Regions from separate parts of the Homo sapiens genome. Here region 2 is linked to region 1. The links are chromatin loops, found by intact Hi-C in ENCODE. Cell type or tissue: heart left ventricle. All regions are shown on one strand. Links, peaks and the distances in the headings refer to the core of each region. The heading gives the core; the rest is flanking DNA. Region 1 overlaps LINC01036 (long intergenic non-protein coding RNA 1036). Region 2 has its middle 25 kb from the start of LINC01036.

What was found. Hi-C counts contacts between places; a loop is a spot of excess contacts. Peaks named below come from ENCODE experiments on the same cell type or tissue, not always from the same donor. Only the 100,000 strongest peaks of a DNase experiment are listed, where the experiment ranks them.
Region 2: it touches region 1 in a loop (5-fold over the local background); 1 of 110 quality-filtered maps calls a loop at or near these places.

Annotation. Positions count from the first base shown.
Region 1 is chr1:187,117,815-187,131,031 of GRCh38, reverse strand. The region is part of intron 1 of LINC01036 (long intergenic non-protein coding RNA 1036); the gene reads right to left. Among named protein-coding and RNA genes, the nearest start is that of LINC01036, 32 kb to the right of the region's middle. In heart left ventricle, for the core only: no CTCF peak of the experiment used is centred there; no DNase peak of the experiment used is centred there.
Region 2 is chr1:187,061,700-187,074,916 of GRCh38, reverse strand. No RefSeq gene overlaps it. Among named protein-coding and RNA genes, the nearest start is that of LINC01036, 25 kb to the left of the region's middle. RefSeq lists enhancers at 1,621-2,030, 2,351-2,510. In heart left ventricle, for the core only: no CTCF peak of the experiment used is centred there; a DNase peak (open chromatin) is centred at 7,536.

The DNA.
Region 1 (13,217 bases), core at 3,341-8,340:
ATTCTCCCAACTGTATTTGTAGCCTGTAAGAACTGGGGGTTCTTCTGCAGAAGGACCAATAGCATCTGTTTCAGCAATGGCAACTACTGGGGATCTCCAGCTTACTTTTATCCTGTGGGAAGCAGCTGCCCTTACTCTGAGCTGATCCCAAAGGAACAGACTGTTGCAGAGGCAGGATGTTTTAACCCCTTCTCTATGGTGCTATCCTGGGCTTCCATGTTCCCCAGGGATTTGCTTGCTCCTGTGATGGAACAGAATATTTCCTCAGTTATTCCAGTTGAAATATATTTGTTTATTCATTATTTTGGTCCCTTTTGTTGGGGAAACTAGTGTCAGGCAACTCTAGTTGGCCATCCTGGTGATGTTTCTCCCAGATGAATTATTTTTAATTTTGTACAAAGATAAAAGCCAAATCATATATTTACTATCCTTTCTACATATATGTAAGAATCTAAAATAAATTGAGAGTACTTTATTGATGTTTCATTATTAAAACTATTCTTAGTAAACCTGGAGATCTATTTTTTATGTTAGAATCATGGTTTTAGGAGTTAATCAATGTGTAACTTGGGCAAATTACTTAACTGCTCTGTGCCTTTTCCTCTTCTGTAAAATGGGAAAAATATAACATCTACCTATCTACAGTTTTTGAGTTTTGTGAAGATTAAATAAAATGTGCAATATGTTTAAATAGTGCATGGCACAGACTTACAGAAACACTACGTAAGTTTCAGCAAAAATTTTTTAAAAACGCTTCTTTACAATTAGCCTATTAAAATCATATGCTATAATATTGTATAACCATTTAAATATCAATGCTGCATCTATACAAACAATAATATAGACATCCTAAGGGTATTCTGATTCTATATTGAGCTAAATTATCAGTCTTGTACTGGCACATAAAAGATTGACCAGAATATCTGGTTTTCTTCATTTCTACATAAAGTTTTATTATATGGTTGGTGAAATTAATAGAGGTCAGCAAAGTTCTCAGAACCTCATTGTCGCGTGTATGTGATCACAGACTAAAACCTAAATCTCAAATTTGAAGTTAGTTCAGTCAAATCTATGAAAATGGATGAAGGAAATAAAGTAGTCTACATCTGTTATGTGGCCAATGGATATCCATTTTGACTGATTTCTGTTATTTTTTCAATTGGTTGTCTTGGCATTTTGGAGTGGCTTTACTATAAACATTTAAGAAGTGAATATAACACTTATCTACCTCACTATTCAGACTGATGATTGTAGTTTGACAATCTAAGATTTTAAAAAATCTATTTTGAGTGCAAATAGTTATTACTATGAATTGTGAGTGTTTTCAAAGATAAAAATAACATACAATTTTAGGGCCATAAAAATTGGTTCAATCACTAGTATTTTCATGTGTGTGATTATGTTTCAAAGGTATCTTAATCATAAAATATAGTTAAAAAAAAAACCACGCCATTTGTGTTCTCCATGCTCGGACTACTTCTGAAGCTACAGATGCAGTGTTTATCAGAATTGTTTGTCTTGTAAAGGTGAGGATGACATTTCTAGACCACTAGCTACATATTTAGGATTGGTCTGTCAGAGAGTCAAGTCTATAAATAAGAACTGGAAGCAGCTGGAAGAGAATTGAATTCCTCTGGATAATTGGCATAAGTGTCACCCAGGAAAAAGCAAGCACTCTGTCTAAAATAATGTTGACTGATGAGATAGGGCACATCTTCCTACAAATACCACACATTTTCACGGAACAAATATCCAGTGTCCAGAGAGACATTTTAAATTTCATGACTTGTACTTTAAAATCAAATGAGACAGTTTCTTGAAACCTTAGTGAAAGGAGTCAAGATGTCAAACTACTTTTATAATTAATCTCAGGCTCATGCTTTAAAAGCTGCTTGTTCCACAAAGTACAACAGCATATAAATAAACAGTTCAAGTAGAAAGATCTCAATCATATTTATGAAATGTCTGCCTTTGAGTTAATTACATAACACTGTTCAGATTTAGTAGTGGGAAAATATCTCACTGGTTTCTGTAGGGTGTCTCTTTACATAAAGGAAAATAATGAATATATTAAGAAAGTGCTTTGGAAAGTGGTAAAGCATGCATCAGTTAATCAGAATAATCTATAAATGGCCTTATTCAACATTCATATTTATAAAATCAAACACAAAGTTAAATACCATCATGAAATCAATTTTTGATGCCGGTATATTTGTGAAAATACCCAGTCACCTTCTCTGAAACACCAAAAAATGTAGTACATTTTAGGTATCTCATATAAGTGGTGTCATGCAGTATTTCTCCTGCTGTGACTGGCTTATTTTACTTAGTATAAGGTCCTCCAGGTTCATCCATGTTACCACAAATGGTAGGATTTCCATCTGTTTAAGGTTGAGTAATGTTCAATTATAATACACATTTTATTTTTCCATTCATCTGTTGAAGGACACTTGGGTTTCTACTATATCATATCTATTGTAAATAATGTAGCAACAAGCATGAGAATACAGATTTCTCTTTTATTATGATTTAAATTCTTTTGGATAAATATCCAGAAGTGAGATTTCTGGATCCCATGGTAGTCCTGCTTTTAATCTTTTGAGGAACCTTTACAGTATTTTCCACAGTGGCTGCACCATTTTACATTCCTACCAAGAGTGTTCAAGGATTCCAATTTTTCTACATCCTCATTAACACATTTTTAAATAATAGCCATCAACAGGTGTGAGATAATATCTTATTGCAACTCTGATTTACATTTCTCTGAGGATTAGCCATGTTGATGATCTTTTTTATATACCTGTTGGTCATTTGTATGTCTTCTTGGGAGAAATGTCCATTCAAGCTATTTACCCGTTTAAAAATCAGGTTATTTGCTTTTTTGTTATTGAGTTATAAATGTTTTTATATATATTTTGAATAATTTCCTCTTACATATATGGTTTGAAAATATTTCTCCCATTCCATAGGCTTTCCTTTCATTCTGTTCATTGCTTCCATTGCTGTGCAGAACTTTTTCATTTGATGTAGTCCCACTTGTCCATTTTTGCTTTTATTACCTGAGCTTTTGGTATCATATCCAAGAAATCATTGCCAAGACCAATGTCAAGAAGCTTCTGTTTTATGTCTTCTTCTAGAAGTTTTACAGTTTCAGGTTATGCATTTAAATCTCTATTCACAGAAGCAGAGAATAGATTGGTGGTTGCCATGTGATGGGGAAGAACAACATGGGGAATTGTGGTTCAGTGGGTTTAAAGTCTTAATTATACCCATTGAACCACAACTTCTCATTTGAGTTAAATACTGTATTGTATTTACAGTACTGTATTGTACATTCAAATTTGTTAAGAAGGTAGATCTAATGTTGAGTGTTCTTATTAAAAAATAAGTAAAAAAGCAAAAGGAAACTTTTAGAAATAATGAATAACTATGTCTATTATTTTAATTATGTTGATTGTTGATGGTTTCACAAGTATATGCATATGTCCAAACTCATCAAATTTTATGCATGAAATGTGTGTTGTTTTTGGTAATCAATTATATTTTAATATAGGATTTTAAAATGTAGTACAGAAAAAGACAAAATATTACCTCAATAAATAATACCTACTTAAAAAACGTATCCCAGTTGAGAAAGTCTGTTCTATATTCAAAAATTATTCATTTCTTTTGGCCCTTAGAAGTACACATAACTGAAACTGAAGTTAGCATTAATTTTTGTTCATCTGAGATTCTAATTTATAAGCTACATTAATCATGGAATGTAATAGAGGAAGAAAAATAACTAGGACTACCTAAAAGAACTAAGAAAAAAATACTAAGAATAAAAATTTGGGAGACATAAGTCTAAAGTTATGATATGGGACTAAGAAATTCTGCATTTAATAATTTTTAATCCCTTCTGAATATGTGGGATATTGAACAAAATATGAAATCTGAAGCACTTTCATTCATTTTTTTCCATAATAATCATACAATTATTCATTGTAATTAATCTCTATCTGGAAGAAGCAATAAGTATATAAAAATAAAATACAGTGCTAGTATGTGCCCAGCATTGTAATAGTGACTATATTTTGTACATCATTTAAAAATGCTCCCGCATAAAGGTTAGAACTCCAATTTGCTTGTAAAAGAAACTGAGGCCAAGAAAGGCTTACTAACTTGTTTAACACCCGGAATTCAAACCAAGATAAATATTGTTGCTAAGCTTTTTCAGGTATACTGATTGCATATAGCTACACTTCAAGAGGAAATATCTAATTTAACAAACCTGTTTTCATAATAGAGAGGTAGGAGAAATCATTCTTGTAGTCATCTATCTTTCTGTTCTGCTTCACTCACCATAATTAAAAATACAACTTTTCAAGATAGAGCACTGATCAAATTTAACTATTAATAATCCACTCCACTGTCATTTTTAGAAAATTAACCATACAAATGAAACCAACCTTAGAATTCTTATGAGTTTAGAGAACTAGCTATACTAGTTATTGTTTTATTTTTAGATAAACTATTGTCACTTTTAAAATATCATGTTTCCTACAAATGCAGTATTTAAAAATAACTCATTAGCTATGGTTTATAGGTTCTATGTGGACTTGTCAATAAAGATTTAACTTATGAAGGTAATAATTATAGCCAGAAGGATGGTTGTGGTTGACATCATACAGGACAACTAAGATTGTGTTTTAGTCCATTTTCTTGCTTCTTTAATAATACCACAGATGGGGTAATTTACAACGAACAGAATTTATTGGCTCACAGTTCCAAAGGCTGAGAAGCCTAAGATTGAGAAACCAGTACCTGGTAAAGTCCTTATTGTTGAGTCCTAAAATGGTGGAAGGCATCATATCGCAGAAGGGCAAGAGAGAAAGACAGTATGGGAGAGCAAGAGAGAGCAAACTCACTCCTGCAATAACAAACCCACCCTTATAATAACAGCATTAGTTCACTCATGAAGGCTCTGCCCTCATGACATAACACCTCCTAAAGGTCTCACCTCCCAACATCATTTCAATGGCAATTAAATTTCAACATGTGTTTTGGAGTGAACAAACATTCAAACCATAGCACTCTCATAGCAAATCCTCAGCCTTTCTGGCCTTAGGATCCAGGGGACAAAGTGCATAATAACCACAGTCATTGGAAAGTCTTGGAAAAAATCCAGAAAAGAGAGGCAAGGAGGAGTAGTGTAAATTCTATTTTAAAAATTTGCCGAAATCTTTTTTTGACTGTGGAACTATGCACGTATGATTCAAAATATCCCAGTGATATGTTTGGATTTGTGTCCCCTCCCAAATCTCATGTCAAATTGTAATCTTCAATGTTGGATGGAAGTGGGGCCTGGTGGGACGTAACTGAATCACAGAGGTGTTTCTCATGTATCCCCTTGGTGCTGTTCTCATGATAGTGAGTAGTTCTCATGAGACCTGTTTGTTTGAAACTGTGTAGCACCTTCCCCCTCACTTTCTCTCTCTCGCTCCTGCTTCTGCCAGGTAAGATGCCTGCTTCCCCTTTGCCTTCTGCCATGAATGGAAGCTTACTGAGGCCTCCCCAGAAGCAGAAGCTGCTACACTTCCTGTACAGCCTGCAGAAAGGTGAGCCAATTAAGCCTCTTTTGTTTATAAATTACCCAGTCTCAGGTATCTCTTTATAACAATGTGAGAACAGACTAATACACCCAGTCAAGGATAAAAGATCTGAACTTTGATTTGAGTTCCTTTCCAAGCTACAGAGTTTGAGGCATAAATGTAACCATATTAATTGCTGGCTAAAACAAAAATTAAGACTCTTCAATGAATATAACAGAATTCTATTCCTCCACGAAATCACAATAACCATGTTCAGGATATAAGACAGGAAAATATTCTGCATTTTCAAGAGAAAATACAATAAATGGAGATCAACACTGAGATGAACCAGATGTTATAATTAGCAAACAAAAATTTAAAGCAGTTTTATAGCTAAATTCTATGATATAAAGGGAATTATTGTCATCATGAATAAAAGGATTGGAAATCTAAGCAGAGAGATATAAAATATAAAAAGGAACCAGATGAAAATAATAGAACTGAAAACTGCAATCTCTGAAATAAAAATGTCACTGGTTGTGTTTAACAGAGCGAAAATGAAAAGGAAAAGAGTCAGTAAATTTAAAAATAGATCAATAGATACATTCTAGTATAGAGATTATATATAATTTTTTTCAAGTTAATAATTGCAGCACAACAATCTCCATAGCCTTGGATCCTTTCTGAGATAATAATATTAGATTAATTATTCTCTACAATAGTATGGTTCTTAATGTTATGTTAGGACGAAAGGTATATAACTGTGTTAAACAAACAAACAAATTAAAAACACACACAAGAACTACAAATTTATTCATCCTCTGTACTACAGAAAGTGTGATTAGTTCCACAAGCTGACATTTTAACAACCTTAGTAGCTACTAAGTTTATTCAAAAATTTATTTTTAGCTCCAAATTAGGTGGAGATGTTGATATTAAATGTTCAGATTATGGCATGGTCATCAGTGGTCTAAATTCCTATTTGTCTATTATGCTTAGAGCTTAGGTGACTCAGTTTATTTTCTCAGCAAATTCCTCAATGATTTATTTATAAAGCAAAAATGACAGCTTTTAAAATGTATAATGAAAGATACACTAAATTTAGAGGAATGGTGATTTCTCCTGTGCCATTTTGTTTCCTATTATAAAGATACTTGAATAAAATAAATCAAAATTGGAAGCTTTGTAAGTTTTGGAATCATGCTAAAAATGTGGTGAGATTTTCATAAGGCAAGCACAGCTCAATAAACTACATTTATTCAAAATAACATATAACAACATTACTTTTTAAGATAAAATTGTCACTTATTGGCATTTGCTTTTTAGCATGATAATCTACCCAGTTTATTTAATATTTCCATTGGACTACTGACATAAAGTCACCTGAAGATTTTTATCTTTCTCTGTACTCTCAAACAACTTCCATATGGGAATTCAAAAGAATATTAGATTGTATACAAAAGAACCAGGATCAATATGTTAGAATCAGCACATTCTATTCTCCACAGAGCATGGAAACCCCCAGTTAAATTCCTATGCCCCAGTTCTTTGTCTTCTGGATTCAGAAATGATCAGTGATACATAATTTCCAAGCTGCACCATATTTCTAAAACCTTTTTAAAAAATTCTTCCTTAATGTAAAAGCCTCGTTAATTTTGTGGCAGTGTAGCCACTTGTAGTACATGTGCATGCTTCCACCTGTGATATGTTTCCCTTATTTCAACTCTTCACTGAATCACTTTATAATAATAAAAGCTCCTAGTATGCTTCTAATGTTCAGTTTGATGTTCACCTTAAAGACCCAGGCTGGTACTGGCTATTCCTGGAGTCCTACAGAATTAAAAATACTTTTATTTCTACAGGTTTAAGAGAACATTTCCTTGTGATGGAACCAAAAGAGCAGCAAAACCTAAAGCACTTTTATCTCATTTAATTTTTGTAGAGTTTTATTCTACATGACAGGTTAATTATCTGCTTCCCTGTATTTTTGACCAAATGAAAACAAAGAATAGAGATTGCTCATATGAAGAATAGTAATTTCACTTCACATTTTAACTCACAGTAACCCTAATGAATTCTTGTTATTGAACTGATAGATGATCAATTTTCTGAGTCAGAGAAGCAGTTCAAAAGTAGTTCTTCTACTTACAATTACTTCCCTAAATCCCCATCGTGATCATTTAGGCTTTCTTTTTTTCCCTTTTCTTCTAGAAAGAAATGAGTCTTTTGCACAAAAATAAAGGCCTGCTTTATCCTCATAAAAGACATTTGCATTTTGGATGCATGGGCATAATAATGATGGGGACTATATTAAATATGCACTACCCATGTAAATAGCCAACATTTCTCCTATATTTTCCTAATGCCATAAGCAGGAATTCACAAAGACTAGATTTTTCATGGTGCTGACAAAGTGAACTTGAGCAGTAGGAAACCTGAAAAGCTCTAACCACAGTGGTACTTTATATACTGTGAGTATTTTAAGATTTAAAATGTAGTTTTATCTCAGTGTGCAGCCAGTGTTAATAACTAGTCCTATTCAAGGGAAGCTTCAAGGATGAGGTAATTGAAACTTGCCCAATTGTGCATGGACTAACCTAACTTCAGAGTAGCACAATTCATCTTAGTCAGTATTTCAATCAAATAACCAAGTTTCAGTAAACAGCAAGAGCCTTTACTCCATGTATTATCAGCTTTGATGTCCTGAATGTGTTTCTGCTTTTGCAAATGATGGTACATGTAAATAGCATTCTGGCAGATTCTGATTACGAAGTCAGGCAGGCAGAAAAATTCATTTATGGTTAAAAGAACAGCAAATGTTAGAATTCTCAGTCTTCGGCAAAACAATAATCATTTTACCTACAGCTAAGTTATCCATTGCCATGACATACATTTTTTGCAAGTTAATTTTTTATGATTCTTTTGATTCATTCCTTTTTTACCAGAACACTGTTTTTCAGCTATCTTCATTTACATTCTATTTTCTGATTATTGGGATCTTGTGTGTTAAACTAATTACACTGGAGCAGCAAGTTCACTTAAAAATGAGAAATACAACTTCCATAATTGCATTTTCTATGTGAATGGTATGTAAATTTTCTGCCATGATCCCTGAGTATGTGCATTATAAAAATTTCTTTTAACTTTTGAGTGACAAGCCAGACCAAAAATATAAATAAATAAAACAGGATCTTCTCCATTGTTTCTCACAGTGTGATTCAGCCTTGTATTTGCTTCTCTTTGATCTACTTGACAAAACATTAATCTAAACCTCAGAATCATTTGGGCACATCTTGCAAATCTCCATCAAGTAGAAGTTAATAAATGTCTGCCTTCATGGCATCATTTAACATGTCCTTTAATTATTTAAGATTATCCTGGCACTATTATTTGTCTGAAAAATTTAGATTTATTATATATGTCAGTCCAAATTGTACAATTTAATATATTTTTTAACTCCTCTGAGCTAGGTCAACTCAAACATACAGGCTACTGTCTAACATTGTCACATGGATGTTCTTGAGCAAAAATTTCTTATTAGCTATTCAAATGTAATGTGCAGGCTGGAGTCTTGGCATGGTTGTTCCTATGCCCATCTGTCATCATTATTTTGCCCATTTGCATTGTGATATGCCAAGATGAACTAGAGACAGAAGCCAACAAGGTCTGAATGAGGGATCTAGCCTTCAGGACATACAACCAAACTTATTTTCCCCTGTGAAATGTTTTTTCACAGAGAGCAAATCAATGAGAACTTAGTCTCTTTAAGAATTTTCCTAAGAGCCATCTTCCAAAAGTCAAAAGTTTTTAAGTAATAAAATTTTGCTTGGACTTTCACTTTGGTGAGGTTCATGTTATATAACCTGATTTACAACTTCTGTTCTTACATCCTAGATTATCACGTGCAAATTTTTTTTATAATCTCTTACTCATTAGAAATTATGATCAAGGACAACTTGGCAGGTCAGTATTAAGGGATATCCAGTTTAATTAGAGGATGAGTCAATTCTGAAAGAATTGTTAATGCTGGTAATTCATAAAAAGAGAATGAAAGATCCATACTAAGGTGAGAAGGTGGTGGGAAAGGAAAAAAACCTAAGGTGCAGTGATAGAACCAAATTATGAACCAAAAAGTAAATTCAGGTGCCTAATTTCAGAGAAGAGGGGACAACAAGTATGGAGTAAGCTAGATAAATTTTTCCCAAATGCATCCTTATTTTGGTGCCTTAAATGCGCAATATTAAATAATTTGATTCCATCAGGGTAAATCTATCAGTTGAATAAATTCAAACTTTATAAAATTCCAGAAACAATGCTGCTTCAGGTACGGATGATTAAGCTAATTTAACAACTGCATAATACAGAGAAAAATTATCTTCCTTTCAGCATTTTCTCCTATTAGCTTGATACAATCTATAAAGTAAACTAATTGCTGAGTATATGTCAAATAGAAAGATGGAACATCCACTACTTTTTCCCAGTCTTAGTACTTTTAAGGCCAATTCATGTGGCATTAAACTGTAAAAAATCTTTCCAAGGGGGTGGATACAGATTAACAAAAATTTAGGAGGCAACATGTTATGCCTTCAAGAGTGAAAATAATCATTCTGCCTTAAAAAATTATGTCTTTGTTGATTTTCCTCACCATTTCCCATCCCTAAGCGTACACTGAAACACTAACATCTCTCCCTGGATTTACACAAAACTAATATCAGCATTGGTTATTCTCCTCATGGAAGTTACACCTAGAGACAGAAGCAAACACTTTTCCTCTAGTGAATTCTTCCCCTTAAATGTAATGGCAGGTTCCAATTTCTTCCGCATATTGTGCTAAAGTAAGTGATTTCAATGTGGGGTCCCAAAGGCTCTGTGGATAGAACTGAATCTCAATGTCTGATTTCCTTTGTGGTCTTATGGTTTTCATCCTACACATTTAAAAACATTATTCTTATAAAGGGCCCACAGACTTTACAAGACTGTCAAAGGGGTCTAAGACACGTTAAAGGTTAAAAAGACTCGTTCTGGAGCCTAGAGATAATGTGGATTTCATTGATAAGTGCTCACCAAAAATGGCATTTAAGATATCACCTTGATGCTAAAACAATAATGATCTCGGGTAAAACAAACAGTGAAATAGCAACTGATTATACTTCTCAGCCTGTTTAGTTGACATCAACAGATACATATCATTAATAATTGAAATAAACTGAATGCTTCCTTGTTAAATCTGGGTTCCATAACTGAATTCGTTTCACAACACACTGAATACAAAACAAACAAACAAGCAAACAAGCAAACAAAAGACCATTTAGTCTTCAGGATCACAATAGGACCATGTCACAAATGATTTCACTGAGTATCTGAACTGCCTACTAAAAAGGCCCTAAAATAGATTAATTGACCATTTTCAGATACTTCTAGCAGCCAAATTTGTTAAGTAAGAAAAATTAACAAATTCATGTAGTAGAGACAAATTGTAAGAATTTCCTTGCATAAGTTATGTGAATGAGGTTTGCAGTTCTGTGTCCTGTGCTTCATAGTTTAGAGATCTTTCATCTCCTATTTTATTGCTACTTAAAATGCCATCCTAAGAAATATTAAGCCACTATTTTAAGAAAGATAGAATCTGTTTATGATTTCATTTCTCCAAGACTGTAATACATGCTTTCACATCTTTAAAAATACATAATTTGACTTCACTTTCTGAAGAGTTTGAATGTATCTTTCATTATAAGTGGTGGCTTACGTTTACAAAAAGTCTATTGAATATTGGTTTTGGTTTTCTATAAAACAAAAAATTCAGGTTTGTAGCGTAAGTTTTGATTTCCTAGAAGGCTTCACCAACTTCAACAACCTTAAAAACAATATGTACAGAATACATATAGTGTTTGTATAGGGCTTTTTTTTTTTTTTTCTGAGACAGAGTCTCACTCTGTTGCACAGGTTGGAGTGCAGTGGTGTGATCTCAGTTCACTACAACCTCCACCTCCCAGGTTCAAGTGATTCTCGTGCCTCAGTATCCCGAGAGGGTGGGATTACAGGCACCCTCCACCATGCCTAGCTAATTTTTGTATTTTTTATAGAGACAGGGTTTCACCATGTTGGCCACACTGCTCTCAAATTCCTGGTCTCAAGTGATCTTCCCACCTCGGCCTCCCAAAGTGCTGGGATTACAGGCATGAGCCACCGTGCCCAGGCTTTATAGCGCTTTTAAGAGTTAAAGCTTCACTATAATCATCAGGGATGGAGTATTTTTATTACACAAGGCTCTGTAGTGCATTAGTCAGTCAGTTATCTTCCTGATGGTTAGTACCTCTTCATTGTGTCATTTGTCATGGCATTTATTCAATATGGTATTTTACATAAATAATAATCAAGGGGAAATAAAACTACACCTCCAGACCCTCCTTAGAGGTAATTATGTTGTCAAATGTTCCTAAACTTTGAATACATTCTGAGGTGGATTATAGAATGTTTGTTTGTGGGTTTTTGTTTTTTGTTTTCTTTTGGCTGTCTCAACATACATTTTTAGAGGTGAAGTTTCACACAATCAACAAATCACAAAGACAAACCTGAGGATGTGTTTGGAAACATAAAATTTAAAAGCTAGTAGAAAATGATTGATTGCTGAACTTGGAAAAATAAAATATTCTGTCGGCTAGGCTTAAAAGCAATATATGTCTAATATTACAGGGCATAATATGCAAGTAAAGTTAGTAGTCAGTACAGTTTCCTATCATGTGAAGGCCAGAAACCTGTGAAAATTTCCCTTTTTTAATCCAGAAATTAACCTCAAAATACCTGGCTACTTGGTAAGTTCTTGGAGTCTATACTGATGTGATCACCCTTCCCAAGAATTTAGAAATGAGGAAACTTGTGTTGTCCACTGAACATTGCAATGAAGAAACAGGAAACAATGAATCAGATGACGATAAATTACCGTTATGGGGCACAGTTGCATTTAGGGTTGATATGGTTAAGAAAGAAAATGTCTACTTTTTTAGTTGCTCAGGCCAAGGACTTTGACCTCATTATTTCCTGTTTGCCTGTATTTTACCTCCAATCCCATAGCAAATCCTACATCACTACCATCAAAATCCATCACCACCTCTATTGCCTAGATCCTTTTTCAAAGAAATGCATTTATCTTGCCCAGACTGTTGCAACAGCCTCCTGACTGGTTATCCTGCCTTTGCCTACTGTCTCTTCAGCTTATTGTCAACACAGCACCCAGAGGATACTGTTAAAAGGTATGTTAGCTCATATGTTCCTCTTCTCATCCCCTCCAAAGTCACTCACAAAAGAGGCCAATGTCTTTTGAATGACTGAAGCAGCCAGTAGGACTTCATACCCTTCATATTCTGCTTATGCCGCCGTCTTGTCAGTTCCCATCTCATCTTCTGCTACTCCTCTCCTTGCTCACTCTATTCTGGCCATAATGGCCACTTTGCTATTCATGGAACTCAAAAGGCCAGGTCTTGTCTCAGAACATTGCACCTGCCGTTCCCTTGGCTTGGAGCACTTTACTCCTTTTAGACTCTTGCTATGTTCCCTCACTTCCTGTAGACCTTGATTCCAATGCCACCTTCTCAGTATGGGCTCCCCTAAGGACCCTATTTAAAATGGCTTCACTAACCCCTCTTG
Region 2 (13,217 bases), core at 4,544-9,543, 57 kb after region 1:
TGCAAGCTTTCCTTCTCACTCTGCTCCTGTGGATAAGGTGCCATAGCCAAGCAACCGTCCTTATCAGAGAACCCAGTCACAGTTTCTGAGCAATGGGTTTCAGTTTACCACCAGCCCACAGAATTATTCAAACAAGCCAATGACATCCTCTTCAGGGAACTAGGGAGCATCTTTCCCTACTGATACTACAAAGCCTGCCTCCCATAACTCCTAATTATTCACTCCGGTCCCAAGGAAAACCTCACATGGTCTTGTGAAGCATGTGTTGTCCTCCTCCCTCAGGGCTGTGAGTACACGTGACTAATAAACAGCCGTCAATCTCATCCGTTCAATGTCAGGTGTCCTATGTTTGGCCATCACTCTAACCCAGGGCAGGAATCGCTTCCCTCACCAGCAGCTTGAATAGGAGACAATTAAAACATTTGTTTAGGCCGGGCGCAGTGGTTCAAACCTGTAATCCCAGCACTTTGGGAGGCCGAGGCGGGCAGATCACGAGGTCAGGAGACCGAGGCCATCCTGGCTAACACGGTGAAACTGAGAGGTGACAGCGTGCTGGCAGTCCTCAGAGCCCTCACTTGCTCTCCGCACCTCCTCTGCCTGGGCTCCCACTTTGGCGGCATATGAGGAGCCCTTCAGCCCACCACTGCACTGTGGGAGCCCCTTTCTGGGCTGGCCAAGGCTGGAGCCCACTCCCTCAGCTTGCAGGGAGGTGTGGAGGGAGAGGCGCCTGCGGGCACCTGGGCTGTGCGCGGCGCTTGAGGGCCAGCTGGAGTTCCGGGTGGGCGTGGGCTTGGCGGGCTCCGCACTCGAAGCAGCTGGCCAGCCCTGCTGGCCCCGGGCAGTGAGGGACTTAGCACCCGGGCCAGTGGCTGCGGAGCGTGTACTGGGTCCCCAAGCAGTGCCAGCCCACCGGCGCTGTGCTCGATTTCTCACCGAGCCTTAGCTGCCTTCCCGCAGGGCAGGGCTCGGGACCTGCAGCCCGCCATGCCTGAGCCTCCCCCAGCCTCCGTGGGCTCCTGTGCAGCCCGAGCCTCCCTGAGGAGCGCCGCCCCCTGCTCCACGGCGCCCAGTCCCATCGGCCACCCAAGGGCTGAGGAGTGCGAGCGCACGGCGCAGGACTGGCAGGCAGCTCCACCTGCAGCCCCCGTGCGGGATCCACTTGGTGAAGCCAGCTGGGCTCCTGAGTCTGGTGGGGACGTGGAGAGTCTTTATGTCTAGCTCAGGGATTGTAAATACACCAATTGGCACTCTGTATCTAGCTCAAGGTTTGTAAACACACCAATCAGCACCCTGTGTTTAGCTCAAGGTTTGTGAATGCACCAATCAACACTCTGTATCTAGCTGCTCTGATGGGGCCTTGGAGAACCTTTGTGTCCATACTCTGTATCTAACTAATCTGATGGGGATGTGGAGAGCCTTTGTATCTAGCTCAGGGATTGTTAAGGCACCAATCTGCGCCCTGTCAAAACAGGCCACTGGGCTCTACCAATCAGCAGGATGTGGGTGGGACCAGATAAGAGAATAAAAGCAGGCTGCCCGAGCCAGCAGTGGTAACCCGCTGGGTCCCCTTCCACACTGTGGAAGCTTTGTTCTTTCGCTCTTTGCAATAAATCTTGCTACTGCTCAGTCTTTGGGTCCACGCTGCTTTTATGAGCTGTAACACTCACCGCAAAGATCTGCAGCTTCACTCCTGAGCCCAGCCAGCCCACCGGGAGGAAGGAACAACTCCAGACGCTCTGCCTTAAGAGCTGTAACCCTCACCCTGAAGGTCTGCAGCTTCACTCCTGAGCCAGCGAGATCACGAACCCACCAGAAGGAAGAAACTCCGAACACATCTGAACATCAGAAGGAACAAACTCCAGACGCGCCACCTTAAGAGCTGTAACACTCACCGTGAAGGTCTGCAGCTTCACTCCTGAGCCAGCGAGATCACGAACCCACCAGAAGGAAGAAACTCCAGACGCGCCACCTTAAGAGCTGTAACACTCCCCCTGAAGGTCTGCAGCTTCACTCCTGAGCCAGCGAGATCACGAACCCACCAGAAGGAAGAAACTCCGAACACATCTGAACGTCAGAAGGAACAAACTCCAGATGTGCCACCTTAAGAGCTGTAACACTCCCCGTGAAGGTCTGCAGCTTCACTCCTGAGCCAGCGAGATCACGAACCCACCAGAAGGAAGAAACTCCGAACACATCCGAACATCAGAAGGAACAAACTCCAAAGGCGCCACCTTAAAAGCTGTAGCACTCACTGCGAGGGTCCGCGGCTTCATTCTTGAAGTCAGTGAGACCAAGAACCCACCAATTCCGGACACAAAACCCCGTCTCTACTAAAAAATACAAAAAAATTAGCGCGGTGGGGTGGCCGGCGCCTGTAGTCCGGCTACTCAGGAGGCTGAGGCAGGAGAATGGCGGGAACCCGGGAGGCGGAGCTTGCAGTGAGCCAAGATGGCACCACTGCACTCCAGCCTGGGGGACAGAGTGACATTCTGTCTCAAAAAAAAAAAGAAAAAAACCATTTGTTTAAAAACAAATAGGAGGGAGAGAAAAAGAAAAAAATAACTATTGGGTATTGGGTACTAGGCTTAGTACCTAGGTAATGAAATAATCTCTACATCAAACCTCCATGACGCAAGTTTACCTATATAACAAACCTGCACATGTAGCCCTGAACCTAAAATAAAAGTTTAAAGATAAATAAATAAATAAATATTAATTTGTGGATGTATTATAATGCCAAAAAAAATCAACATCTTGACCTTCTGTCAGATCAACTGTGTGAGAATCTCTCACAGGTAGGGACTGGGGATCAATATTTCTTAAAAAGTCTCTGCAATGATTCTAATGTGCCACCAGACCTGCGAACTGTTATCTCAAAGGAAGGGACACGCCATCGCTTTTTACTGTTGCCATCTTGGACATCCAAACAAGGACAAACCTTAAGAATTGTGGAGCCAGAAGATAGAATTGTGGGTTCCTGAAATATTGCTGGTACCTTAAACCAGCTGACTTTTATATAAGATCTAAAATGTCGACCATCTTCTAGCATGGTATTTTAGGTCTTTTTCACAGCAGCCAAACCTGTATCTTACCTAAACACAGATTTTGGTCCTGATTCCATCACTGTCACTAATTGGGTGTTTTATAAAAGAGAAATTCCTTAATTCTGTCCCATTGAACTATTTCATCTTTAGAAATGGGCGTGGGCCGGGCGGGGTGGCTCATGCCTGTAATCCCAGCAGCACCTTGGGAGGCTGAGGCGGGCGGATCACGAGGTCAAGAGATTGAGACCATCCTGGCCAACATGGTGAAACCCCTTCTCTACTAAATATACAAAAATTAGCTGGGCATGGTGGTGCATGCCTGCAGTCCCAGCTACTCGGGAGGCTGAGGCAGGAGAATCACTTGAACCTGGGAGGCGGAGGTTGCAGTGAGCCAAGATCATGCCACTGTACTCCAGCCTGGGCGACAGAGCAAGACTCTGCCTCAAAACAAAAAAAAAAAAAAAAAAAAAAAGAAGAAGAAAAGAAGAAAAAGAAATAAATAAAGAAAGAAATGGGTGTGATTACTCTTTTGCAGTCACTTTAAGGACTAATAATACTAAAGATTCCAGAGCAAATGCCAGCTTCTATGTAAAGAGGACCAGAATTCAAACCAAACTATTAACCTTTAACTTGTTTAAACTCCACAATAACAATCTCAACAAATGATAGTGTTCACATTTTACAAATACTAATATCAGGTCCACAGTGAGGTTTAGAGATTTCACCAAGGTCAAATAGCTAGCAAATGTTGAAGCTGGGATACTAACCCAAACGTTTCAGCTTCAGTCTGTGCTTTTATCTATACTACTATAATAAGTATCAATTACATGAAAATTAATATGTGAACACACACATGTTAGCATGCATATCGCATTGTAGGCATTAAACGAAGGTTTACTTCTTCTCCCCTTCTAATCTTTACTGAAAAAACCCACTTGTGCACATGCACACACATGCATACACATACCTTTTAATCTTCCTTCTTGGCATAAGTAAACGGTAGTTTTCCAGAGAATTATATTGAGGCTAGGAGTCAAAAGGCAATGAGGGAAAAAAAATTGGAGGCATTGATGGGAACAAAAAAAAAATCTCTACCTAATGTAAAAAGGAGATAACCGATTTCTTTCACCAATCTCCTTTAGCATCCCCATTCAAAAACATAAAGCCAAATCTGTGTCCACTGTCTGAACACAAAATTCAGGATGCAACAATGAATGTTCACTGACAGTACTTGTAGCAGTAAAGTAGCATGTAATTGACAAACAAAAGTTAAAAACGACATCCACAGTAAGAATACTCAGTCCCGAAAAAATTGAAATGTGGATGCTCCGGGGACATAAAAATGTCACAAATGGAATCCATGCCAAAAAGAGATATTCCTCCCTAAACACACTAAAGGGAAACGCTGTCACATACCAGACACATAGACAGGAAAAGATGTCCTGGAGAGGTGGAGAGAAGAGTAGACTCCTGGAACATATGGTAATAAAAGATGAGAAACTTGAATGCAAAGGAGGGATATGACTGACCCACATGTCATAAAAGATGACACACTTGAGATGCTGTACGGGAAAAGATGACTTATCAGAGAAGTTAGTAGGTAAAATATGGAATGTTTTACCATTACAGAGACAGACGCTGACTTGTGAATAGCTCTTGTGAGTCAGCTTACCATGCTTCTTTTGTTCCTTTCATGCTGGGGGGGTGGGGCAAAGGAATTATAAGGAAGCCTCCTGAGATCTTCCAGTCTTACCAGTATTCCCCTTGTTGCTACTAAATACATTTAATAATTCATCAAAGTGTATTTCCCAAATCTGTTGCCAATAGCAGTATAATATTTGTTCCAAGAAGCGAAAAACAAAGCTAGAAATATTAAAGTTTCTGAGCAAGTTCGGAATTAGACAAAGAAATTTTCTAATAAGCCGTAATATGAAAGTCCTGTCATCTTTGCTTTAAAATATTGAGCTGCCTACTTCTTTATCCATATTCTGCATATAACGTTTACTTCAAGTAAAAGTACTCCTTGTAATTTTATTCTTAGAAGGTTCTTGGGCACAGATCTACTATGAAAGAAGAAAAAAGTCAGTGGAATATCACACAAATTATGATAAAAGATACCCTAAAACCTTCTTAAATTCAAGCTTAAATTGTTTTCAAAACTTACTTTATCAATCAGAAAAATCATAGATGTTTGTCTGATAAAATGGTTCCACAGGAACTTTAAATAAACCCAGCTTCTGTAGAAAGCTGGAGAGAAATTGCAACCGATCTTTTGAGCTTTATAAAGCCCCACCTGTGCACAAAATGTGACAGGAAGCCACTGCTTGAAAAGCTACATCCACAAAACAAAATGGACATTGAAAATGTCATACTGAGGTGCTGTACATCATCAAAGTAAGAAGGGGGTTTTAGTCCTGTCTCTGCCTCTTAGTAGCTATGTAATTGCTGGCAAATTACCTGACCTTTTGGAATCTCAATCTTCTATAACATCAGGATAGTAATAGTACATACACTGTAGGGTTTTCTAAAGGATTAAATGAATTAAAATTTATAAAGTGATTAGTATAATGCTTAGTACATACATAATTGATATTATTATCATATGTCCTATCATGAAAATATTCTTAGCCTGAATATAGCACAAATCTTAATAAATAGGATATTTATTCTTAAAAAATCTCAAAGTATAAAAGACCATGTTTTTCCTATTAAATTAGTAAGAACTAAACAAGAAAGAAACTACTTAATGCTGTTAAAGGAGTTCTTATACTGTTGGTACATGGCTAAATTTATATAGCCACTTTAGATCTTGGTAAATTATTTTGCTTCATTTCTATGCAGAAGAATGGAAGAAATATACCAAAATGAAAACAGTGGTTACTACTATAAGCATGCACTATGTAAGCATTATTTTGCTCATATAAGAATAACTGGGACTTCATCTTAATGAAAATACTTATAGAAAAAGGTAGAAATCTATAGATAAGAGACATAAGTAAAATGCTATGAAGATTTTGAGTTAGAAAAGTTGCTTTTAACTGGAAGTAACAGCATCAAGTCTCAAGTGGTCACAGCATTTGTGCAAGGTAGAATTTCAACAGAGAAACGATGGTAGGAAACCCTTTGATAATATGAGAAAAGGATCAGATATAGGACAGGACTGGGCATAATTAGGAAACAGCAAGCCATTCAATTTATCTACAAAGTGATAAAAATTGACATTCTTCGGTGTATACCAAGTCATAACTGGAAAATCACATTCATGGAGTCATGTTACATTAGGGTAATTGTAAAAGTATATTTAAAAAAACAGAAAAAAAGGCAACCTTTAGGCAAATGGCATTTAATTCATTTTTGGAAGATTTTAAAATTAAAAGATTTCAAATAAGAATCCCAGTTTCTGGAACAATGAGCCTGAATATTGGGCAGAAGTAACTGCTTTCCCTTTTAGAGAGGATGTGCTTTCCAGAGTCATCACCACACATGCAGAGCATTCACAGGTGCACCTGCCTCTGTTGCCTGCTCTATTTACCTTCCCATGGATTTGAGTTTACAGCCCACAGTAGGACATTAGAAGCCTGATGAATGGGGTAACTAAAATATATGTCAACACTATATTATTTCCATAAGTTTTTTTAAAAAAGATGTGATTTGCTAATTTAGTAATTTATACTGGGATAGATCAAATCCAAAAAAAAGTGCCACATCTTCACCATTGTGTATGTGTGTTGTGTGGCATGGAGAATGGGAGTTGTTGCTAGTTTATTTAAACAATTTTGTTATTCAATTTGTCCTGTTAAATCAAAACCAACTCAAATGTTTATTTCTCTCTTCTGTTCTCCATTCAAATATTGTTTTTCCCCTTTTCTTTTTCTAAGTAACACTAGGAGCATGGCCTATTCTTCCTTGTGGACATCTTTTCTGAAGACTATAAAACTCTAAAATGATTAACTAGTGTCCATTGCTTTAACACAATCCTTTACTTAGTACATGATGCTAATACCTTCAGACATGTATCAGATTAGTACATTTCTTAATGTTCTTTAATGTCTTTAATTTCTTTATGGTCTTGAGCTCCACTTTTACTACTTTTTTTTCCATTTCAATCACTATACCTTCTAAGTCTCTGGAAGAAGTTGATCAAGGAAAGATTCCCCTTGAGATATTGTAGTTTACTTAAAGAATGTATTTTTTTTTTTTCTATGTGAAAAGGATTGTGAGCCACAAGAGATCCATCTCCTTGAGAACAAGTCTCTCTTTCTTGATAATAATATGAGCACGTACTGAATGCTTCTTATGAGTCAGGCCCTTTCCTCAGTACTAAATATGTATTTACACCTTTACTCTTCACAACAATTTCCACTTCGCAATTTAGAAGGTAGGTATTATTTTTACCTCCACATTGTACAGATGAGGAGTTGAGGTGCAGAACATGAAATAGCTTTTCCCAAACAACACAGCTGGCTGGGAGCTGAGCCAAGCTGCAAAGCCAGGCAGGCTGGCTCCAGCTCCCACTGTGTACCCACCAGGCCACCCTGCCTCCCACCTGGCACAGCCCCAGTGACACACACTGCCCAGCATGTGGGACACAGTTCATGAACACTCACTGACTTTAATTCAATTTAACTAGAAAGTGCTAAGATAAAAATAGGGAATTAGGAAAAAATGAAAATTGTAAGTGTTTAGCTTATCATTATGAGTGGCAGAAAGCATGATTTAAAATGTTATAAGTCTTAATCTATGGTTTCCTTTGTGGTATTTACTATTTACCATTTTCTACACTCTAATGTGAACCTTAAGAGTACAGACGTAAGCGATGGGAGATTTATATAACAGTTTTGTTTACTCAAACATATTTTATATGTGCAGAATCTTAAAAATATAAAGATGTATAGAAAATAATGTAATAAATATCTATATTTCCATCATCTCAAATTAGCTATTGTTAACATGTTTTCTTTGTCTTTCTTTCTTGGGAAAATAAACAATGAAGATAATGTTGCAGTGCCCTTTAGAGAATACAATTCTTTTTTCCTTGGCATGATCTAGTTTTCTTTGATCCAATATGCTGGTTCAATGCCAAGAGTGGATGCTTTTCCAGCCAAAGATGAGTCTTTCCTCATAGTTCATCCTTCTTCCCAAGTAACATATAGAAAAAGACATGGTGTCTCTAAAACTGTTCTTGCAAGTGTCTTGCTAAGGTCAGCTTTAAAAAAAAAGGCTGAATCATCTTTAAACATATTGGTTTATAATAGTTTCAATTTTTCTCATTATGCATTAGGATAACAATAATAACCTATTTTCAACCTAACAAATACTTTATCTGAAATACTGTTTGTGTAGAAGTATCTTTGAACTCACGTTGTCGAAGACCTTGAAATTTTCCCTTGTTTTTCTCACAAAATATTTTTAAATTTCAAGATAAGTTCCAGAGAAATCCTCCACATAAAAGGCAAGAACCAATAAGTGTCCTTTAAGCCTCGTATTAGCCATCAAAACCCTTTACTCATCTGAGCTGAACTGGCACATCTGTGAGGAGCTGGGCTTCACCTTCTCATCCCCTGTTGCGTATTTCACTTTTAGGAAAAACTGTTTAAAGTACATAACCCTCATGCTTCCATCCCATCCCCCTTTTTTTTGTTTCTAAAAGAATGCACAAATATCAGATTTTCACCTTGTTCTTTTTTTTTTTCCCCAACAAAGTCGCACTCTGTCACCCAGGCTGGAGTGCAATGGCGCAATCTTGGCTCACTGCAACCTCTGCTTCCCAGGTTCAAGCAATTCTCCTGCCTCAGCCTCACAAGTAGCTAGTATTATAGGCATGCACCACCACACCCAGCTAATTTTTGTATTTTTAGTAGAGACAGGGTTTCACCATGTTGGCCAGGTTGGTTCTCTTTTAATGAGCTTGTAAAAACATTTATCCTAACTACAAGTGTCTAACAGGTTCTTCACTTACAAGAATAGTATATTTTTCTCTTTTTTGATGTGTATGGGGTAAGTGGTGGCACATACTTAAGTAGCATAGACTAGACCCCTACACACAACACAACAGCAGTTCCAAATTCTCGGGCCACCTGATTGGACATAAGCAAACACCAACACATGTAAAATTGTAAAACACTGCATAAATATTTGTTTATATGTAAAACAATTACGTTAATATCACCTCATTACTGTTAATATCACATTTTGCAAACATACATACACATACATTAAGATGAAATTATACATAACAACATATAAAAGCAGTCAATATTACTATTGTGTTCCTTTCACAGAAATATGATTATTGAGTTTGAGAAAATGAAATGAGATTAAATAGCTAAAAGTATATCTGTAGATAGAAATCATAGATATTCCTAATGTATTTGGATGTACCCCATTCCAGATCTGCCCATGCTTCTGCAATCAGCTTCTACTCATCAGATTGCATGAAGCTGATAAAGGGGCCATTTGTCATTCTTCCCTTAGAAATCTTAAATCAGACAAAATTGACTCCTTGAAAACAAAGACCTGGTTCAATCATGTTTTGACATAGGAGGCCCCACGCCAAGTTTTTGTGCAGGATTCCCATGGAGATCAGACAATGTCATCTCTGCCCTAGCAACTGAGTTAAGTCTTCTGAAAGTTTCTATGTTACTTTTCCTAATACCCAAATGTGCAGTCACACCACTCAAGAATAGCTTCCAATGCCACCCATTGCAAGACTACAACAGTAGCTGTAGTCTTCATCAGCTGGAGGAAGAGCACTTTGCACCGCTGATACTACAATTTGCTTCCAAAGTTCCCCTGGTTCTAGAACAGTCATGGAGCCACACACTATTGAGATGTCCTGTGTCACAACCAATACATATCCCTCCGGTGTCTCACCCACTGTGCTTCTGAGCTCTTTCTCCATGTTGGATGGAATTCACATCCCTGCCATCTCTGTCAGTGCTACTGCTGACACAACTCCCTTTGCTCTCATCATCGAGAGTTTGAAATTCTCCACTACCTTTATCATGATCCCCATGGGAAATAATAGCTTGGCTGAAAGGCAAAGGCCTTGCCTCTGGGGTCACTGACATGTAGGAGAATATTTAAAAACACAGCTCTCTAGTCTTCACAATGTAATAAATATCAGCTTGACAACTTCTGACATTGGGAAACACAACACTCTTGGAGACATTGCTCTGGCTTCTCACTTTCGCTGTCAATAAGCTGATGCGGAGGGTTTGTTGTACTCTGAGCATTGCTAGGAGTCTACACTAACTGGGATGCCTCTAAACAGCCCCTGCACTATTCAAGAGACTGTCTCCTGTCTGAGGCTCAGACATCTCTGGTCTAGCCTTAAAATCTCTGGTTGCCTTCACAGAAGCCTAAAGGCATATGTACAACCAGCAATACTGTCTAGCTAGGACTGCTGTGCCCACGGGATGAAAAGCCTATCCACTGCCTAGTGCTTGTAACACACACTCATTAAATACCATGGATCTGGGTTACTCAAATTTATCACATTCTTAGAGGCTGTATCTTATATTAGTGGTGAGTCAAACCATATTTTTCACTCAATTATGTTTCCTAAGGGGTAAACTCCACAGTCCTTTATCTATCTTTCTGTTCATGAGCCCTTTCTAATTTATCTCCATTTTCTAATTCTGAAATCCCCATGCTAAGTTTAGTGAACCATACAAAACATCTTCAGAGCCCTGTGAAAGGAAATTCACTATATGCTAGTATAAGATATTATTGCCAGTTGTCTGTGTGTTTGTTTTTGTGTATTATTCTGGAGATACACTGTTAATTTTACATACTCCTTAGTGTTCTTTGTCTCGAGATACAGACTTCTCCCCTATAATATAAGGTTCTGTTTTTCTATTTTAAATTATCTGTTGTTTTGCCCCCTTTTAAAACCAGTTATGCTATTCTTTAGTCTTATTGCCAATTCTACTTCTTTCAAATCTTATTAAAGAAACAAGATAACATTAAGTAATAGAAAATAAAATCTACGTGAAAATGTAGAATACTCCAATTAGGTAATGGCCCACTTTAAATAATATTTTCCAATAATTGCCTACCTCATATTGTTATTCCTAGTTTATTTATTGAATCTAGCATAAGTTTTAATTCACACACCACAATGTTTTGTCAAATAATCTGGCAAAACAAATAATGTTCACACTAATTGTGTATTTCAGATACATGCTATAAGTTCTTTTGAGGGCAAGAAGAGGAAAAGAAAGAGAACGAAAGGAGATGTGGATGTAAGAGTCAGAATTTCTAACATTATACATTTATAGTATGTACAGTTCCCTGAGTTTATTTTTCTGAGACTATCAGCCACTCTAAAGAAGTGATTTGCTATTACAGTTTTACATGTGTGTAACCAAAGCACCAGGGTTTTCCCACAATAAAGGAGGTGACTAATACCTGAACACCTTTCCTACTACACCATGCCCAGCTGTTCCATCTCCGAAGGGCCTAGAAGGGCCCAGGTTTTTTTGAATAGATCATTTCAACTAGCTATCAAAAAAATATGAAAAAGAAAGACTAGAAAGATATCAAAATAAATCAAACAACACTTTGGGTCAGCCTGTGATGTAAAATTCTGGTCCAGTTCATGAGGTTTTATAGCAAATAGAGTCAACATTCAAAGTCTTGCTGACATTTTGTTTGTTTTTCAAGAACTTAAATTTTACTAAAGTGTTTTAATATTTTTAAACCGGGAAATTACCTGGTCAGTTGCCCACAAAATAAAATAAAATACAAAATGAAAGTTTACATAAAAGGGATCTTAGATGGCAGTAAAGACAGACAGAGTAAAATGAGCTTTGAGTGAGAAGAAAAGAGTGACTGCTATGAAGGAGGTGGATCTGTGAGCTCTCGTGTTCCCTTAGGGTCCTGAAAATGTTCGCATTCGGTAATAGAAATGCAGCTGCGGCAAGAGTTTCTTTTCTTTCGTTTTCAATGTCAAAAAAATGAAGTTATTTTATTTTCCAGCTAGAACATAATTCTAACATCACTGTTTGCTTTGCATGCCACCTAAAATTAACCACAAATGAAATGGCTTCATTTTGTTCTATGTATAAGTAAATAAAAAATATCATTGTAACAGATTAACTGCATCCATGCCTCCAAAACATTGCACAGCTAGAAATCGGCTGGTGTGCCCTTTCTTTGTCGATTCAAAAGTCTGCATCCAAATCCTGCTCTATTAGTATCTCTGAAGTTTTTGTCTTTTGTATAACACATACTGAAAAAAAAAACCCTAAATTCAAATGATCAAAATTATCACAATTTTATCAAGCAGTACTGTCCCAAGAAAGGTGTGGTCTTTGTGATCATGCCTACAAAGCTGGGCCACTCTGTAAGAGCTTCTTCTCTTTAAAAAGTTATATGACTTGGATGGGTGTCCGCTTCAAGTCTCATGTTGAAATCTGACTCCCAGTGCTGGAGAAGTGACCTGGGAAGAAGTGTTTGGGTCATGGGGGCAGATCCCTCATGAATGGCTTGGTGCCCTCCTGATGGTAATTAGTGAGTTCTTGCTCTGTTAGTTCACGAGAGCTGGTTATTTAAAAAAGTCTGGCATTGCCCTTTCTCCCTCTCTTACCATGTGGTACATCAGCTTCCCCTTGGCCTTTCACTGTGATTGCAAGCTCTCTAAGGCCCCCGCCAGAAGCACATGCTGGCACTACATTTCCTGTGCAGCCTGCAGAACTGTAAGGCAAAATAAACCTCTTTTCTTTATAAATTACCTGGTCTCAGATATTTCTTTACAGCAATGCAAATGGACTAACACGAAGACATAGGGCTAGAAAGAGATGGAGATAGAGACAGGGAAAGGGAGAAAAAGATGATGAGAGAGAGGGGGATTGAGTAAATTAAAATAACATAATTGCTAGTAGTGTCAACTTTAGTAATAGGGCCACCCAAACCTTCCCCCATCACCTCTCTGCAACTCACCAGGCTGGGAACCAGGGCAGCTACCCCTGTTGTACTAGGCAAGATGTAATTATAAGAATATTCTTTTCTACTTTATTAAAGAATTTCAGTCTCTCTAATAGCAGCTTATATTTCTCCAATACACTCTGTTTTCTACAGCATAAAGTTCAAACTTTAGAAATCCCTTCACTACTTGATTTCTTCATCTCATTCTAGCCTTAAGTCCATCACATTTAGCTGCACTAAACA